Linked DNA regions of Mus musculus: region 1 is linked to region 2. A link is a loop called in an ENCODE intact Hi-C map of the cell type or tissue named here. Cell type or tissue: left cerebral cortex. All regions are shown on one strand. Links, peaks and the distances in the headings refer to the core of each region. The heading gives the core; the rest is flanking DNA. Region 1 overlaps Gm37896 (a long non-coding RNA gene). Region 2 overlaps Ush2a (usherin).

Evidence for each region. Hi-C counts contacts between places; a loop is a spot of excess contacts. Peaks named below come from ENCODE experiments on the same cell type or tissue, not always from the same donor. Only the 100,000 strongest peaks of a DNase experiment are listed, where the experiment ranks them.
Region 1: a loop joins it to region 2, with 2.4 times the contacts of the local background. A loop is called at or near these places in 4 of 42 quality-filtered maps.

Annotation. Positions count from the first base shown.
Region 1 is chr1:187,447,983-187,457,441 of GRCm38, reverse strand. It overlaps Gm37896 (a long non-coding RNA gene), which reads right to left. Exons shown (of 3, transcript XR_865841.3): 1 at 9,346-9,459. Among named protein-coding and RNA genes, the nearest start is that of Gm37896, 4.8 kb to the right of the region's middle. In left cerebral cortex, for the core only: a CTCF peak has its summit at 5,053; a DNase peak (open chromatin) is centred at 5,044.
Region 2 is chr1:188,630,420-188,639,878 of GRCm38, reverse strand. Ush2a (usherin) reads right to left here. Exons shown (of 71, transcript NM_021408.3): 34 at 6,151-6,298. Among named protein-coding and RNA genes, the nearest start is that of Gm25095, 12 kb to the right of the region's middle. In left cerebral cortex, for the core only: a CTCF peak has its summit at 5,959; DNase peaks (open chromatin) are centred at 5,957 and 6,218.

The DNA of each region.
Region 1 (9,459 bases), core at 3,760-6,259, 1.2 Mb after region 2:
TAAGGGTGTATAATCAAATAGTGAGTTAGGTTTGTGTCCTTATAGAATTTCATTCTAATGTTAAATTTATAGAGGACTACAAGGAGTCCTAAGCAGCATAATACACCGGGGACCTGAGTGGATTTTAAACAAGTACTGACTTTGCAAAAGTCTTGAAAATTCAAAAGATTTTACAGGCACTCGGTGAGTTATTTATTTACTTTGATTATTTTAAGCATCAAACTGAGAGGAAGTTTTCTCAAAGACTAATTTTCCCAATCAATAAAATGTAGCTAATAATAACAGTTGCACATTCACTTACTCAAGGAAATAAAGTATGTAATTTACTTTGTGCAGAACCCAGGTAATAAATACTCAATAAATTGCAGCTGTTGTTGACAAAGATCATTCTAGAAAGTAGGCAAGGCCTAAGGCATGTGGTGTGGAACCCAAGTCCTTTACTTCTCTGGGTCTCTGAGAATGAATGAGATGACAGGAGACTTTCAACCTTCTTTTCAGCCAAACAGCTTCTCTAGCTTGATGTGGCTGAAGGTTAGAAGGGACCTAGTGCCTGCCTCACCAATGTCCAGTGGATGTTACTGGCCCTCTCGACTCTCCAAAATGTCGCCTCCAGGGAAAGTGTTGAATCAGGCCCAGGTGAGACATACTCAACATGGTGAACTCACAAAGACATGAGCACAAATGTTCACAAGATAACTGTGGACAGGTGAGTCAACCACTCGGAGACTTGGCTTTGGGAAAGAGATAAGAAAATGCTAGACAGCAGGGTGGTGATGAGCAGCAGATCAGAGGCTTAGAGAACACCCAGGGCCATTCTCCTCCCAGAGAGCACTTAATAAGCAATGCCCACTTCAGTGATTGCTATTGTGAGGCTTATTATTCTGGTCCTGCTCTTTCAGAATCTGTATGAAGCAGGTTTAGTCTCCTGAACATTGCTCTTGCCACGTGGGTGTGCGCATGGGACTATTTCTCGTGTTGCCACACCCATCCACTGGCCTCTCCACGCAGATCCCTCAAGAACAACAGGATGTATTTTGCATGCGTTTCGTCTCTCTAGATTTTTGTTATTTTGTTTTTGTTTTCTCTCTCTCCTTCTCTCTCTCTCTCTCTCTCTCTGTCTCTCTGTGTGTGTGTGTGTGTGTGTGTGTGTGTGTGTGTGCAGGGTATGTGTACATACGTGTGAAGGCATGTGCATGTTTCCATGTTAGGGTTACATATGAATGTGCAGGCATGAAATCAATGTTAGGAATCTTCCTTCCTAGCTCTTCCACCCCAACTCATCGAGGCAGGGTCACTCAATCAAACCCAGAGCTCACTGATATGGCTAGTCTTGCTACCCAGATTGCTCTCTCAGAGAGCTCCCTGTCTCCATCTTCCCAGGCTGGGATTATAATCAGGCTGCCATGCCCACTGGCTATTATGTAAGTTTCTAGGACTCTGAAGTTATGCTTGCACAGTAAATTATTTAACCACTACCCCTCTCCTCGGTCCCCTATCAATTTATTTCCTACATTTCGTATTCTTCCAAGTTCTCGGCCCACTGTTGCTGAGCAGAAGAGACACAGTGTGTTTTTACGTCAAGATCATTGAAGACAAGATTTTTACTCATTTCACTGAGATGAAATTTTAGGTACAAACAAAAACAAGAAAAACTGCCATGATACACTAATTTTCAAAAACAGGACTGATGGGAAGAACATAAAAGCCTTGTGTTCACTCTCCTGTATACTCAGCAGGCCTGGGGAAAGAGCCTTGCGAGGACTAACTCTCAGAGACTCAGAACTTGGCAGATCAATCTTGTCTACACTTGCTTCTGTCCCCCTCCGCTCAGGAGGCCTGGAGCTCAGAAAGCCCACGGAGGTTAGCAGGAAAGTGCGGAAAGAAAGCATCCCTTAGCTGCTGAGAGGAGAACCTGGTGTTTGCAAAGGCAGAGAGGGGAAAAGGTGAGAAGATGGCTCACCCTGGAGATAGCAGTCAAGCCAGCCCATGGTTCCAACTTAGATATGCAGCCTGCTTGCCAACACAGTTGTGTCTGAGATATCTTGGGAAGACACAACACCCTGGATTGATGGGCCAGACATGGGGTTTGTGGATTTAGCAGCAGCCCACCCAGTCTGTCTGCCCCAGGCTTTTTGGTAAAAGTTGTCTTGGGCTGTACACTCAGACAGTAGTTAAAAGTGGCCCGTGCCTGAGCCAAGGGTTCCGATTTGGAAGCGAGAAGTTGCCTAGATCTTACTCAGCGCTTCTGCTCCTTGCCCGCACCTCACTCTGCTCCCAGTTTTTATCTCTTTTTATACCTTTTCATATTTGAAAATTGCCTTGAAGACAAAAATTTTTAAATGTCCACTCTTAAAATTCTCCACCATGGCTGCTTTGCGTATCATCCTGTTCTCATTAAATGTTTCCAAAACTGATCAGTAAAAATAAGCAACGCTGAGGGATGCCGGGAACCAGGGCTTATGGTTTTATCAAGGATGGTGGAACTCCCCAAATATACACATATTTGGACTGGGTGAGGAGCAAGACTTTTAAAGTAGGGCTGACCTGCACAATCAAGGTGGTTTTTGCCTTTTGAGTTCATCTAAAGGCTGACCTTAAATTTCCTGTTTCCTAACCGTATCTTCTCTGAAGAAGAGGTGCTAAAAAAAAAACTACTAGTTTCTCTACTTCGAACATCTATGTCCCAATAACGGTGATCTTCCTGGGTGAAGAGATGGCTCAGTGATTAAAAGCCCTGGTTGCACACTACTAAAAAGAACCCAGCCTAGATACCATACTGGCTCAGGACTGGCTGTAACTCCAGTCCCAGGGTATCTGACGCCCTCTTCTGGCCTCTGGCAATACTGTATGCATGTACCTCATACAAAGGCAAACATACAGGGAAAACACTAATGCACACATACACAATAACTTTAAAGAGAATAATAGCTTAGTCCTTGGGGAATTTGAATTGGAGTCCTAGTTGTATAGTTCTTACAAGAATTCTCATCGTGCATTAGACCTCTATTTAATGGGAGTTATTAAGAATACCATTTTCAGCTACTTCAACATTGTTATCTCTTGAGACAGAGTTAGGCTGCTCACTATGTAGCCAGGCATGGCTTCGAACTCATGATTCACCTGCCTTCATCTCCATGCTGGAATTACAGGTATATGCCACCATGCACAGTTTACGTCGTGCTAAGCATTAAACCAATTTAATTTTTTTTTGTTTGTTTGTTTTTTGTTTTCGAGACAGAGTTTCTCTGTGTAGCCCTGGCTGTCCTGGAAACTCATATTGAAGATCAGGCTGGCCTTGAACTCAGAAATCCGCCTGCCTCTGCCTCCTGAGTGTTGGGACTAAAGGCGTGCACCACCACACCTGGCTCAACCCAGGGCTTATTTCGTGCTAGGCAGGCACTCTACCAACTGAGCCTCATTCTCAGCTCCCCAGCTTTTATTTTGCATGAGTGTTTTCCTTCTCATATTGACAAAGTTTAAAAAGACTCCCCGGGCTTCCCACCCACACTCATGCTACCATGTATGTGGTGCTTAGCCTGAAGTGCATTCCATCACTTGATCTTCTTACAAATGTCTAATTAGAAGCATTAAGATGGTTTGGGAGGTGGTTTATTATATGAAAATGTGTCCTGCTTAGGCACGAGGACCCAAGTTTCAACACACCCAGACCTACCTGCACATTTCTATAACCCTAGCACCGGTCAGGGTGGAGACAGAAGACTAGACGGGACTTGCTGTCCAGCCATCTAGGCAGAGAATTCAGGCTCCAAGTTCAGTAAGAGACACTGTCTCAGAAGAATAAGGAGAAGAGTTATACAGCCAAGCATCGAATATTCTTCTCTGGCCTCTTCACCTAGACTTGTGCACATGTCACACATGCATAAATCATGCACAAGTGTCCCTCCACACAAATAAATTACTAACAAAATTAAATCATTTTTTAAAATTAAGAAAATGCATTTAATACATACTAATTTTTTCTGTGATGATATTATGTATAATTCCATATATATTATGAGATTCTTATAGAAAAGTGTCATATTATGTGAACAGATATCTAATTGAGACAATTTAAGGTAGAAAGAATCCATTTTGGCTCATGACATCAGAGGGTTCAGCTGGAGGTTACATCAGCCTGTGTACCTGGATAAAAGATACAGTGGCCGTAATGTATGACATCACAATTCAAACAAAGGGGTGCTCTGTGGGGGCTGCCTGACATCTAGAATTCGCATCTAGATTCACAGTCAGAATCTGCATCAGCAGACTCACATTGAAAATCCACTCCCAACCCCCACTCGACCTGAGATGCACTCTCAGGCCTGTTTTCCAGGATCACCCTGCTGCCTTCAAACCCAGTGCAGAGCGCCCACTGTAAATTATTCATTTTGAAGGTTGGATAATGCATTTGGTGCATCCAACATTCGTAATAAACAACCACACTTAGAGCACAGGTCTTCATGCCAGAAAACAGCCTCCTTCATCTTAATCTTCTCCTTCTCCGTTTGCACATCGTGTTCCTCGGGCACTTTCTCACACTTCCTTCCCTTGTTAAACCTAAGTGTATGGGTAGGGCAGAGCGGGCGATGCTCTTGCAGGCATGCCCGTCACTCTAATGATCCTTACCTCCTCTTGTGCCAATCGAATCTGGGAGATGAGAGGATTAGAAGGTCCCACACGCTGCAGCACAGCTTTGAAGGACAGTCCGCTATGCCGTTGTTCTTCTCCCACTCATAAACAAGTGTAGTACTCCTGTCATGGCAGGCACTGGGTTAGCCTGAGAGTGTTATCAGCGAAAATTTAAAGCTATCCCTCAGTGGGTCTTGCTGTGCTGTGGGGGAGATCGTGTGCAGAAATGACTTCACTCTGTGTGTTCCTTTCTATGGTGGACATGTGTCGGCTGTGTTTTAACCCAGAAGAAAACCCAAAATGGGTGACTATGACAATTAATATAGATTTGCAGCTCAACGGGATTTAAAATTACCTAGATTGCAATCCCCTGGGCATGTCTGTGAGGGAGCATGCAGATTGGATAGCTGAGGTAGGAAGCGCGCCCCCTGCCGTGTGGATGGTAACATTACATGTTTAGGTCCCTGATCAGAATAAGAAAGAGAAAGCAGGCTAACACAAACCTCTCTCTGCTTTTCAACTGCAGATGTACTGTGACCAGCAGCCTCACTCCTGGTCTCCATGCCTCCCCCAACCCGTGACAGACTGTCTTCTCAAACTATGATCCAGAATAAGCCCTCTCTCCCTTTAGTTGCTTCTGTCATGTAAACCCTCTGTGTTTTGGTTAATAAAGTTTGGTGTGTAATCAGCTGCATTCTCTGGAGTTGTGTGTCGATGCCACCTTATACGGAACTGCCTCTGGGGACACAGAAAAGAACGAAATAGAATTTCTAGAGCTGTCAGACCAAGGTAGTTTGCTGAGATGCCCAATGAAAGCTCAGGATTGCCCTTCCCTCCTCCACATTGAGTATTGTGATCTAAAGGAGAGGAAAGTTGGATAGCGTGATTAAGAGCATTCTTTGGGCAGCTCTAGTTCTTAAGACTCTATAAGATGCGTACTTCTGAAGGTTTTTTTTCTCCCCTCTCCAAGTCTTACAGATTGTAGCTATCATTCATGTGCCACCCTAAACTCTAGGGTTCACTGATTACAAAATACAGCATGGTAGCTGTTCTCATGGACTTCCCTGGGTGTGTAAGAAACAACTCAAAACCCACAAAACAGTTAACTGGTATTGCCAAAGGTAAAGGGTTCAAAAATGTCTCAAAAACTCATTAAAATGTCCCGTATAACATGAACTTAGCTGCAGCTTTTGTATATTTGAGGTGATTTACTTCTGAGGTGTTGAGTCAAGATCTTACTATGCAGTCTAGGCTGGCCTAGAAACTCACTATGTGGCACAGGCTAGCCTACAGCTCTCAACAATCCTCCTGCCTCAGCCTCCCCAGTGGTAGGAGTACAGGTATGAGCCACCCATCTGACCTAAGAAGACTGTTTATATACTAGACTAATAAGGCATGTCTCTTATTTTAGATTCTATTTGTGGGTGTTGGGGCACTATGTACATACACATGGAGAACAAATTGCCAGAGTCAGTTCCCTCCTTCTATATCTTGTGGGTCTGGGAAATGAATCTTAGCTCATCAGAGGGACCACTGAGTCACCTTCTCATCAGTATCCTTTTAACTGAGAACATGGTGGAAGGTACTGGAGTGTCAGCGGAGGCTAGGACACGCATGGGGTAGGAGAGAGCTCCGAGGAGTCTCTGAGCACCATCTGTCTGCTCCTCCGACAAGTTCAGAGCCTTTTGAGTGTTCAAGATACTACGGTGGAAGCAACCTCTACTCTGTAGCAATGTCAGATGCAATCAGAGCTGTGGTCCTGAGAGATAACTGACCTGACAGAAAGAACTCACTCCTCAGGCAGCAAGCGGACAGCTCAGAGGTAGCAAGGAGATCAGGGCTTCTCAGAGCAGGCAGCACAGCCCCGAGAGCTTCCTCCCAGCCAATGGGCTTTGGTGACAGAGCTCAGTAGGAGGAAGAGATGGATTTGAATCTGAGCAGCATTTAAATCTGAGCTTAGAGAAGCTAAGGACTCCATCTGCAGTCACAGGACACCTTGATAGGAACATCACAGTGTGAGGTGGACAGAGGACACAGTACCTAGAGGCCAGCCACTGCATATTTATAGTGATAATTCCCAAAGTTTTGACACTGCTGGGGGTCAAAGGAGAATAATCTCCAGGCGCTGTGGTGTGCATTTTCCTCAGACAGTTTTCTAGAAAAGCTGACAAAATTTTCTCACTGTGATCCCAACAATTGTCTGTATCTGTTATCTGACTACAAAACAACATTCAAACCCAGCATGGGAATACATACCATCATCCTGCCATTCGGGAGGGAGGATAAAGAAAAAAAAGCCTAGCCTGGCCTCCTACCGGGTGATACTTTGTCTCAAAAAAGAAAAACAAAACCAAACACTGGCAACAACAAAACACACTTGAAAGATTTACTCTGCACATTTACATGTGGCACATGCCTTTAATCTCACTGGAGAAGTTGGGGCAGGAAGATAGTGAATTCTAGGCTCGCCTGGGCTACATTGTGAGTCACTGTAACAAAACAAACAAAGGAACGAATGGATGAGTGAACAAAAGATTCTGTCTAAGTGACCCACTGAAGGTCAAGGTGCAATGGGGGCTGGGCTGGAAGTAGAATCAAGTATTTCTGTCTTGTTAGGTCTTTGCAGTGCTCCAGGCTACTTCTTATTTAAGCCTGTGTTCTCTAGAACTGCCAAGTACCTACAGAGAACTTCTCCTTGGGTGAGTGTGGCAGGCTAGAATGCAGGGGTGTGGGGGTGGGAATGTGATTGGTCAATTTGTGAACTGGACAGTTCAAAACAAGAGAGGGGAGGCCCGATAGAGGAGGATGAATATCCTCAAATTTCCTCTTCCTCTCCGTTCTCAGCAGGTCTTAGCAGCCCCCGTTTCAGGTCTGGTTTAGTGCCAGGTGCACATGTTAGAGGTCTTGCCGGGTTGCCTTTAGGGCAAAGAACATGAAATAGAGCCATGGTACCTGTTCTTAGGGTAACCCAGAGGGAGCTAAGGGTAGAGGGTTGTATCACAGGAATCTTCTGTGTCTAGGAAACCCCAACACCTTCCAAGCCGGAGCCAAGTGTGCAGCCCCAAGGCTTACTAATGTAAGATTTCTGTGACCAAAGGCCTTGACACGCATGGTTCTACTTATCAGTGAGAGTAATATAAGCAGATACAAGAGTGAGTAGAGCTGCCTCATTAACCTGGGTCTGAGGCTGAGGGTTATCTTCTGAGAGCATGCTTCTGGTTTACAGAGGCACAGTATTGGGGTACAGTTCTGCTCTGGGCCCTGGTTTCCCTCAGCTTTGCTCCCTGGTTTCGCTACCTACCGTTTATCACTGACCACCTTGCAAAGAAACTTGACTTCTCTTTGCATTAGCTGACCCACATTCACATCTGAAGCTTAGTCATTCTGTTGTCCTGGTGGGGCTTAGGGAAGGATACTTAAGGAGATTATGGTATAGGAAGCTGAGCTACAGACACGGAGAGCAGAGCTAAGGAGATGGCTCAGTGGTTAGGATCTTGCCATACAAGCTTAAGGATGGAAATTCAGATCCCCAGAGCCCACGTAAGTGACTCGGAGGTATGAGGGCTCACATGTAATATCAGTCCTGGAATATGGAAACAGAGCGCCAGAGCTAGTTGCCTAGAGGGACAATCCATATCAGCCAGCTCTGGGTTTGATTGAGATATCCTGTCTCATTGACTAGGGTGTAAGAGTGATTAGAGATGATTCTGGACATCCATAGTGAGCTTCCACGTGTAAACACACACGTGTATCTGTGTTCGCACACACTCAAACATGCATACACACATACCTGTACTGCATGCACACACATAAGGAGGCAGAGCCTTACACAGGCGTGTTGAAGGGCTCAGGTTCCCCATTTGCAGTTTCGGCTTTCTCCAAGAGTGTTTCCCACAGAGGCTCAGTTTGCAGGATGCTTGACTGCAGAGGTTCAACCCCATCTGCAAGCCTCCAAAGTTGTCCCTAAGCGTGCTAGCATAGCCTTGCTTCAGGAGTCCGGTATTTTAATCCACCAACATGTTTAGACTTTGAGTCTCTTCGATTCCACATTTGTGACTGCGGTAACATGAACCATAAAAATCTACCATTTTGCCATTTTTTGCACACACTCTTCGTGGTATTGAGCATATTCATCTTGTAGTGTGACCGCCATTCCCACTATGAGTCTCTGGAACTTTCCCATCTCCCCACAAGAGAAATTTAGCCCCATTAAAACCATAGCTCTCTGTTCCCCTTTCCATCCAACCCCCATCGACCTGACCCTCATGAGTAACTGTTAAACTGTTTGAGTTTCACCTTAAGACGTCTCAGGCTGCTTTAGCCCAACATGAAAGAAATGGAATTCTCCAAGAGAGCAGAGCAGCAAAGGGCGTTTCTGACAGGGGACAGCTGTGGGCCTCTGAGGCCCTGCCACCTATTAAATGCTTTTGGAAGCAGCTTCCAAGCCTTCGGAATTCACCAAGGAGGCAGGAGCTCCCCCTACAGCCTAGTGACTCCATTGCAGCAGTGTGGGCGAAATCACTAAGCACCAGGCTCAGAGTACCTAAGAAATGAAAAGACAGAAGAAACCCATCTACAAGCTGCTTGGGGGATGCTGGGGATAGCGTCTCTGCCTCTAAAAGAGGTTTCCTCCTTCTCTCCTCCCCACCCCACCCCGCCCCCGCTCATACACGCTGGCTTTCACAACCCTGCCAGTTCTTAAATCTTTTCTTTTACCTCCACTGTTCAGTCATCCATAAAGCTGAACCTCTGGTAAGCGAGGATTTTCTTCGAGAGAACTTAGACTTCCGCAAAAGAGACCAAAGATGCCAGGTATTAAAGGAAACTCAG
Region 2 (9,459 bases), core at 4,601-7,100:
ATCACAATAGTCCTGATTGCTGCCTTCACAACCTTGATAATACAACCAAGAAGACAGGGGAGGTCTGGGGAGTGTATATATAGTCTCTTGAAGGAACTCCCTGTGGAAAATACAGTGGTGACAGGTGAGGAGACAGGAACTAAGCCAGTCTGGGCTGGGTGGAGAAATAGCACTCTTCTGAGAAAATGATCTCATAGGCACAGCACACACTGGAAACTATAAGAGGGAGAGCATCACGGGCCATTATTTGATGATAAGTAACAGAGGTTTCACAATGAGAAGCAAAAAGCTTTCCCTGGGATGTCAGCAAGTTGCTTAAAACGCAAGTGTCACAGAACAATGCAAAGATCTGCCTCTAGAACCATTCCAGTGTGGCTCCTTTTAAGATGAATATCTACCAAAACAGAGTTTACTAGAGTGGAATTGTAAACTTGTATTTTTTGTATTTACTGTTCCTAGAATGAGAGAAAGCTGCTAAAATGTATTTCTGCAACTGCCCTTGTTTCGTCCCACAAATATTGTAAAGGTCGATGAAATGAAATTTTCAACAGCAGGCAACTCAGTCAGTGGACAGCTGAGGTTATTCCAACTAAGAGACCGTTTACAGAGATAAGAGTGGAGGCCAAAGGAGGGAGAAAGTGGTTGTGAGCCATTCTTTCCAGTAATGGCCAACACTCCCAGCAGACCAAGCAACCATGGACAACAGACATACTTCCATCTATGGGGGGCGGGGGGAAGGATTATACCAGGTTTCAGAACTTGAAGGATGATCTGGCATTATAAGAAATGTTATTGGACAGAGCTTGGCGTTTTGTGGAGGAGCACAGCCCTGGAGTTCAGAGCCCAGCAGGAAGGTGCCAGGGCAGTGACCTGAGAGTCAGGTCTCTTTACTTCCTTCTTTTGTTACCATCACATGGGTAAGATGATGGCGTGGTGGAGGGCAAGTGTGTGGATATGCCAGTATCCCACTTCACAGAGAGAATATTACATCTGAGATAAATTCTAGTAGCACAGTGAGTATCTTAGAGCTAAAAGGCATCTTGGCTACATGTTGGTCCCCACACATTTGGACTCAATAGGATACACAGCATCCTAGGTCATGGACTCTGTATATCCGTTTCCCCCACTGCCTTGAAGACATGGAGGAGGGCAAAGAAGGGTGTGGACACTTAAAACCAAAAGACTAGGGGCACACCACTATCACTTCCATAAGATTCTCTGTGCCTTTCCTTGTTTAATCTTTTTGGGTACTAATCAGTAAGATAGCCACACAAAACTATAATTGTTTCTCTCTCTCTCTCTCTCTCTCTCTCTCTCTCTCTCTCTCTCTCTCTCTGTGTGTGTGTGTGTGCATTCATAAACACAGAGAGAGAAAGAGAGAGAAAAATAGAGAATAGGGAGAGAGGAAGGATGAGAGAGAGAGAGAGAGAGAGTCAGTTATTTAATCCAGCTCCACAGACTGTTCTTCAATGAAAACTTGCAAAATGAGTCCTTAATTTTCATTGGCTGGCTAATGTAATGCACTTTGGAGTTTGTCATCTGTCTCCAGGATGATAGAATTTTTAAGGTGTTTAATTTAGCAGGCAAGCTGAATCATAATTGCCGGTAAAGCATACCCACTGGGGTATAGATCTTCCTGCCTCTTCATCATGCCATGTCAAGTTGTATTTCCTAAGGTGCTCAATGGGTTGTCATATGTAAGCAAGGAAATTCAATACAACACAATGTAAATTTAATACAAGGTATCTCTATTTACACTGAAGAATTATGTTTACTGTAGAAATTAAACAACAATGTGTCCGTGTGCCATAAAAATAACACACACAGCGAATATCGATGCTCCAAACCTATTTGTGTGTGTGTGTGTGTGTGTGTTTGTCAGTGAGGTTTGGCAAAAAGAATATCAACTGCATGATGCCCCCAAGGTTTAGATATTTATTGAGTGTGGCAGATACCTCCCTATGTGCATACTTGATCCTTCAATTAAAAAGGAAGAGAGAGAGAGAAGCTCCCACACTGTAGAAGATGCCTTATTACTGTTATGCTTGCCTAAAAATGGCATCGACAGAGTCTAAAAAAGGCTGTGCTTGGGAAATTCTACCTGACAAATTGATGGGAGGTGTTTCATAAAAGTTAACCAAGGTTTGTTCCAAACTGTCAAGCAGTTTCCCTAAGTGGCTCACTGAATTCTGGGATCCATTGCACCTGTTAAAACTGAGCACTAGCAGGAAGGAAAATACAATTATATTTGGTTATGGAAAATAGCTATTTCTGAATGAAATATTAAGAAAATACACAATTATTTCCTTAATCCCAGAAAAAAAAATCACAACAGACATGTAAGCATTTGAATTTTGCCCATAGGATATTAAGAGTAAGTGAGTACAGTCAGCTATTGGATGGATCCTAGGGCCCCCAATGGAGGAGCTAGAGAAATTACCCAAGGAGCTAAAGAGATCTGCAACCCTATAGGTGGAACAACAATAGGAACTAACCAGTACCCCGGAGCTCTTGTCTCTAGCTGCATATGTATCAAAAGATGGCCTAGTTGGCCATCACTGGAAAGAGAGGCCCATTGGTCATGAAAACTTTATATGCCCCAGGGGAACAGGGGAACGCCAGGGGCAAAAAGTGGGAGCAGGTGGGTAGGGGAGTGGGGGGGAGGGTATGGGGGACTTTTGGGATAGCATTGGAAATGTAAATGAGGAAAATACCTAATAAAAATAATAAAAAAGAAAAGCAAAGAGTGAGAAACTTTTGCTGTTACTTTCATAGGTCTGGTTGGAACCTTATGCTGAGGATAAGTCTGCAAAAGCTAGAGGTAGACTGAGGGAAAAATCATGAGTTTCTTCTATTCACAGAAAAAAAATTTTCATACCACCTTCCTTCTTAATTAGCTGTCTAGATTTTGAGTAATCAAATTGTTTAATTCTTATTAATCTAATTTTCTACATCTGTACATGGGGATATTGTAAATTTCATGGGCTAATTTTTGGAATTAAAATACTATCATACTTAGCTTTAACTGTCAACTTGACATAGTCTAGAGTCACTGGAGAAGAGGGTCTTAACTGAGGGTTTACCCTGATTGGAGTGTCCCATGGGCATCTCTTATGAGCTCTTGTTTTGACTGTTAAATGATGTATAAGGGAGCAGCCCATTGTGAGCGATACCATTCCCTAGGTAGGTAGTCTTGAGTTATATATGGAGGCTACATAAGCATGGACCCAAGTAAACTTGCCTTCATAGCTTCTGATTCATGATCCTGCCCATCTTCATGGTACTCTGTGTAAGTCTTTAGTAACAGATTGTTAAATTCTTACAGGAGTACAACTATTTTGACGTGTGTTTTGCCTAGTTTTAATTGTCAACTTAATCTTGGTTGGTTGTGAAAATAAACTCATTGAGGAATTGTGTAGATGGCATTGCCTGTGGGAATTTTCTTAATTGGGTTAATTGATGTAGGAAGACCCACCAAGAATATGGGTGCTGTGATTTAGTGGACTAGGCCCTGGATTGAATAAAAAATATAGAGAGATCTGTACTCTGCTTTTGACTGTGCATATAACTGGATACCTCAAGTTCATTTTGACATTCCTGCAAGAGAAATCAGAGGATACAATGAAGTCAAGAGTGACCATGGGTAAAAGCCAAGGTTTGGGGCTAGTAAAAGTGGGTGGTGTCGCTGGGTGGCATGTGACATAAGAGAGACAGGGGACAGGATGAAAAACCAATGAGGACATGCTGGGTTTCAGATGGGACAGAAAGCAGTGAAGGTGGCAATTGGAACCTGGGATGGCTCATTTGCATTGTCAGTGTGATGGGCTCTGGAGTTGCCTATATGGGAAGTCTCTGGGCTGTGAGGAGTTACATAGATCAGTGTAGCCTCTGGGCATGCCTGGGAGAGAAGATCAAGATTGTATTAATTGACATGGGGCAAATCCCCCTAATTGTGAGTGCCATTCTTCCACGGGCTGGAGTCTCAGACTAGATCCGAAGAGAAAGGAGCTGAGTGTGGCTGTTCACCTCCAGCTGCCTCTAGCTCCCACTGTCATGACCATCGCGTACCATGAAAAACGAGTCCCTGGAACTGTGCTCAAAATGAAGCCTTCTCTCTGCAAGCTGCTCTCCTGAGATTTGTGTCTCAGCAAGGACACAAGTAACTAATGCAGTGCCCCAAGGAGAAATGTCAGCAGGGTAAGTTTATTAACATTTCCCAGCATCCTCTCTGACACTTGTCTAAACCCCTGGGGTGGAGCCTGAGAATCAAATTCTTAAATCAGTATTGTCAACAAGGTTCCAGTAGTCCAGTTTGAAAAATAACACTCAGCATCATTTGAAAATGTCTCTTTGCTACAGTGATATGGGGCCTGCAAGGGCAGTTATCACAATTTACAAGTGCATAAACCAAGTTTGGACCCTAACAAGAGTCATATCACTTATTCAGACTTCCTACTGGGATGACTCATGTATTTGGTCACCTGTGGCAGTGCTGGACAGATAATTAAATATCATTAAGTTCAGGTCAAATGATGTAGGTGTCACGAGGAAGGCATTGGAAGAACATGTGGTCAAGATAAGAGGGGATGCTAAACTCAAGGAAGGACATTGTGGCTAACCTATAAGGTCTTCTAGAAGAGCAGGCGTGGTCTTTACCACTGAGAAATCTCTACAACCCCTTTAATCATTGCCCCACTATAAAAGTATAGAAAGTTCTAATGAGATTAAACATATTATGCTATCATAAATGTGTTATCCAAATTTTTCTTGTTTCTTGCTCACTGGATATATTTAACAAATGCTTTGCACATGAACAGAATATAAAGTGAAGACCCTCAAAAATGAGAAAAGGGCAGGCAAGCCAGGAGGAGCACAGGGCAGGAGAAGACTGAGTGACAACTACCTGGCTGGAAGACAGCCCTGCTCGCTGCAAACCAGGTTAGCAGGTTAGCAGGTTAGCAACCATCCAATCAGAACAAACCAGTAACATTTCACTGACACTCACGGACTAGACAGATTTCTTTGTGGAGTCAGAAGTGTGACAAGGATTTTGGCTGCTTAATATAGTATTCTATAGATATCATTTATTTTTATTAAGAAAGTTGAAACCATACAAGAGTAGCTTCAACTCTTCAGTAGCAGAAAGAATCACTCCTTCTAATTACCACAATTCTTTCCATTACCTCAAAGATAGCTATTTCACTGGCTAAAAGTTTAATTAAGAGGAAATAGTGTAATTAATTCATAGTAAACATGAGTCAATCTGATAAAACTACAAGGTTTTTGTCTTGCTTTATTCTTTCTGGCTATGCTTGCAGAAGCCACTTCTATTTTTAGCACTGAGTTATTTAACAGCAGTTTCTACAATAGTAATGTATTTTGATTTTTGTCACAAAGAGAGACATGGTTTGATCGACTGTTCATTCTGCCAGAGCTAAACAGAAATTCTATGTTTAATAAATTTTAACAATATCTCCAATAACCGTTATAAATAGATCAGCGTCTGAGAAACCCTATTAAATGTCTTTGCAATGAGACTTTGTTTTCGAGGTGTTTAACTGGATCGCTCTTAACTCTCTAACAGCACAAGGACACCTACATCACATATGAACACAGTGCACCTTAAGTTAAGTAGAAGTATATGCATGTTTAATGCATATATTGTCTAAATCTCCATGTTGAAATATTTATAAATAGCATTCTAAGGAATATGAGTTCTGAGTGGCCTCTTTTCAAATAAATTTATTAACTCAAAAGCATTTGAAACACCCTGTGTACACGGCCTCCCCACCTCTCTACTTCTCCAAGGAAGAGCTCATGGCCGCTGAAAAGGGAAAGTCACTAAAGACAAAGTCACTCTCAAAGCTACATTCTCCCAGAGTCTGCATTTGTCCCTGTCCTCTCTCCTAGCGCTCACTAAACAGTGGCGTGCAGTACACAAGAGCCATCAAGAGGGAGCACTTTTGAGCCACCAAAACTGCATGTTAGCTTAAAAAGCTCACTCTCCCTAACTACAGGGATAGTATCTCAGGTATTTTATGTGCTAAAATGATCATTAAAAATTAAGTACCACATATAAGCTGCCATTTAGAATATTAATTTACTTTTGCTAATCATGTTTTTAACTTCAGGCTAAAAGAGTTCACTCACCATTCGGATACTCAGGCTCTGTCCAGGAGATGTTAAAGGAGTCTGGTGAGTAGGAGTGAGCTCTGGGGGCTGGCACACCTTCTGGAATCGTCTCCTCCATTAGGGCCTGGCTGGGCTCACTTGTTGTGCAGCCCCCACCGGTACACACCTAAGCCGGGACAGAGAAAAGCACTTCAGGCCTGGCTCTCAAAGCTTACATGAATGGTGAAGAGAAGCAACTCACAGGGGGAGCTCTGGATTCCACTAAAATAAGATTCCCTCTGCTGCCCCCAACTATGTTTGTTTCTATAATGAAGGACAACATTTAATTAGATTGTTTTTGAAGACCTGAGAGTTCATCTTCTAATAAGCACAAAATGACCCAGGGTGCAGGAAGAACTGGCCTATGTTACAGCCTAGAGATCCACATTAGACTCGAGAGCAGCTCCAGGAGAGTGAGAGAACTCTTTCAAAACTAACCAGGTGACTCTGTGGCACATGGCTTAGTGAGTTAAGCAGCTGTGTCGCAAGCCACAGGACCTGAGTCTGGATCCCAGACAAACTTCTCCAGTATCCCCAGCATTCAGAGCAGACACGGGGTAGCCAGTAGGAGAAAAATGCAAACTCAGAGAACCTGTCTGCAAAATAAAGTGGAAAGCACACATGACCCGACCACATTCCCACACATACAAGACACATGCGTGCACACACACACACACACACACACACAACACACACAAAGGGGGTTGGGTAGAGATGAATAATTAAGTCAATAAAAAGCAAGGTGGATAGCATATGAGGGATGGTGTCCACAGCTGACCTCTGATCTCTGTATGAGTGCATACACACATTTCCCCCTCCCACATACACACAGAGGGGGAGGGGAAAGGCAGCAGTAACCCATGTCTTCAGAATGGCTTCTCATGAGCTCGAGCATGTTCCAGACAAGTGTGCTCATCATCTATGGACACAGCTGCATTACAGTAGACGCCTAGGCAGACTCTGTGGGTTTCCCTTGAGTTTCTGATGCAGGACACACAGATACATGCAAAAGAAGAACTCTAGTGCTCTTCAAGATGGAGCTTATGCCAATCAGGCTGAATCGGCTAGCCGTGTGGCCAATCAGGCTGAATCGGCTAGCCGTGTGGCCAATCAGGCTGAATCGGCGAGCCGTGTGGCCAAACCCTGCTGCAAGAAACCACCTCTGGCCCAAGAACCAGCTGCCAGAACATTTCATTGTGAGAATACAAGCCTGTAACCTGCATGCTACAAGTCTCAGAAATGATCCAGGAAGTGGGCCATGTGTGGTGTCTGAGCTATCAAAGCAAACCTGTCGGAAGTCCACCCCGTTTCTCAAAGAGAGGGAATATGTTCATTTGTACTTTCAGGTTTTTATCTCTTAGATCAAAGCACATGGCAGTATATGCTTCTTAAACCGATCACAACGTGAGACTTAATTCTGATTGCTACCATTTTCTCTCTCATTTGTGCTCACAGTCCAGGACTTTCCCCGTTACCTCTCTCCAGAGGAACACTATGCTATGTGACATATACTATTGCATTTATTTAAATGGAGCATAAACTAAAATTGGCCTTCCTTTGAGAATTTTATGATGCTTTCTAAAATAAATACAATGTCCTCTTTGGGAGGACTGTTCCCTGGACGGGCATCGGAAACCTGCAAACTGGTTGCTGGGCGAAGCAGCAGCTTGGAGTGGCTGAGATGCTCTTTCTGGCCAGTCAGACAGGGGTGTAAGCAGCTGCTGAAAGTCTCGCAACTTGATCTCAGCTTTGGCATCTAGAGGACTCTTCTTAAACTTGCATCTGATTGGTCTAACGCTGATTGAAATTCTGACTTAGGAAAATAAATAAATAACTGGATTGATTGAAGACATCTTTATAAAACAGAGAGGACTGTGAAAGCCCGCGAGGTAGTAAGCTGCTTCGACCTATTTCCTAGTTTTTAGTCAATCACAGACACTTGAAAACAAAGCTCACAGTGTTGTGCTACCATCCTCAATAGCTCTGTAACTTCTGATCTAAACAGCCTTTTCTTGGTACAACAAAATGTGTATATAATCTAATTACCGAGACAATTTTTGAAATAATCACTATTAGGAACTAGTAAAGATAGCATTCTTATTTTTTTTCCTAGTATTTTGTTTTCAGATAAGCAGGGTCCAAGGGAATGTAGGGTATTTTAAAGGATGAAGGAAAAATATAAACAAACAAACAGATAAATAAAAAACCCTTCACAATTGCTACAACTGGTCTTTTACCCGAGAAGTGGAGCCTAAGACTTAGGGAGAGAGATTGTCTGGTAAAGTGCCCACTATGTGAACATGAGGTTCTGAGTTCAGATCTCCGGCACCCAATAGAAAGGTGGCTTGGTATTGCACGTCTCTAACCCTGGTACTTTGGGGAGGATCTCTGGAGCTTGCTGAACAGTCTAGACAACAGGCGAGGCCTGAGGGCTTCTACCAGGAAAGAGTCAATTTCCAAAGATAAAGTCAAGAGAAAGAGAAGGCAGATGTCACTGATCACAGGGCTCCACATGCATGCACACATGCCTGCTCCTACACAGACACAATCGTGTGCACGCACACGCCCGCACGCATGCGCACACACACAAAGTCAACCTCACCATTTCCATTATTTAGCATTCATCACGTGACAAACAGTATTTTCAAATAGTATCCCCTGCCTGCATTAATACCATCTTTCCATAGCTGTTAAATTACTGAATTTATTAGGAACCATTAAGACCTAACAAACTTCAACACAAACATCAGTGCATGCAGAGTTCAGGCCGCGGGAGCGCACATCTCCAATACCAACATTCTACACGAAACCATGGAGTAGTATTCAGAGTCCCAGGCTCTTTCCTGAGTGACTGCAGTTGGTAGTTGCTCATCCATTCCCACGCAAGCTGTGTTTGCAGCGCCTTCTCTCCAGCAGGTACTGTCTGCACTCTGCACAGAGGACTCGGGAAGGTGCAACTTTTCTGCATCTGGAGGGCTTATAGCCCAGTCTCGGGAAAGCATTAAGTGGAGTGACATGGAATAGCTCTGTGGCCTATGTGTTTGATCTGCATCCCACGGGTTCAAATCCCCGGTGGATCTTCCTCTATTTCAAAGGCCACTGGAGGGCTTTGGTGTCTGCATGTTCTGTTCCCAAGCACTTAGTCAACGCACTAAAACAATCCATAAAGGGCACTATGCCTTGTTGAACACCTGCTCTCCGCCACTTATCTAATGACCTTGAGAGCTACTTATTATATTGAGACTGTGAAATATACAATAATCCATCAATTAACCGGGATGAACCTAA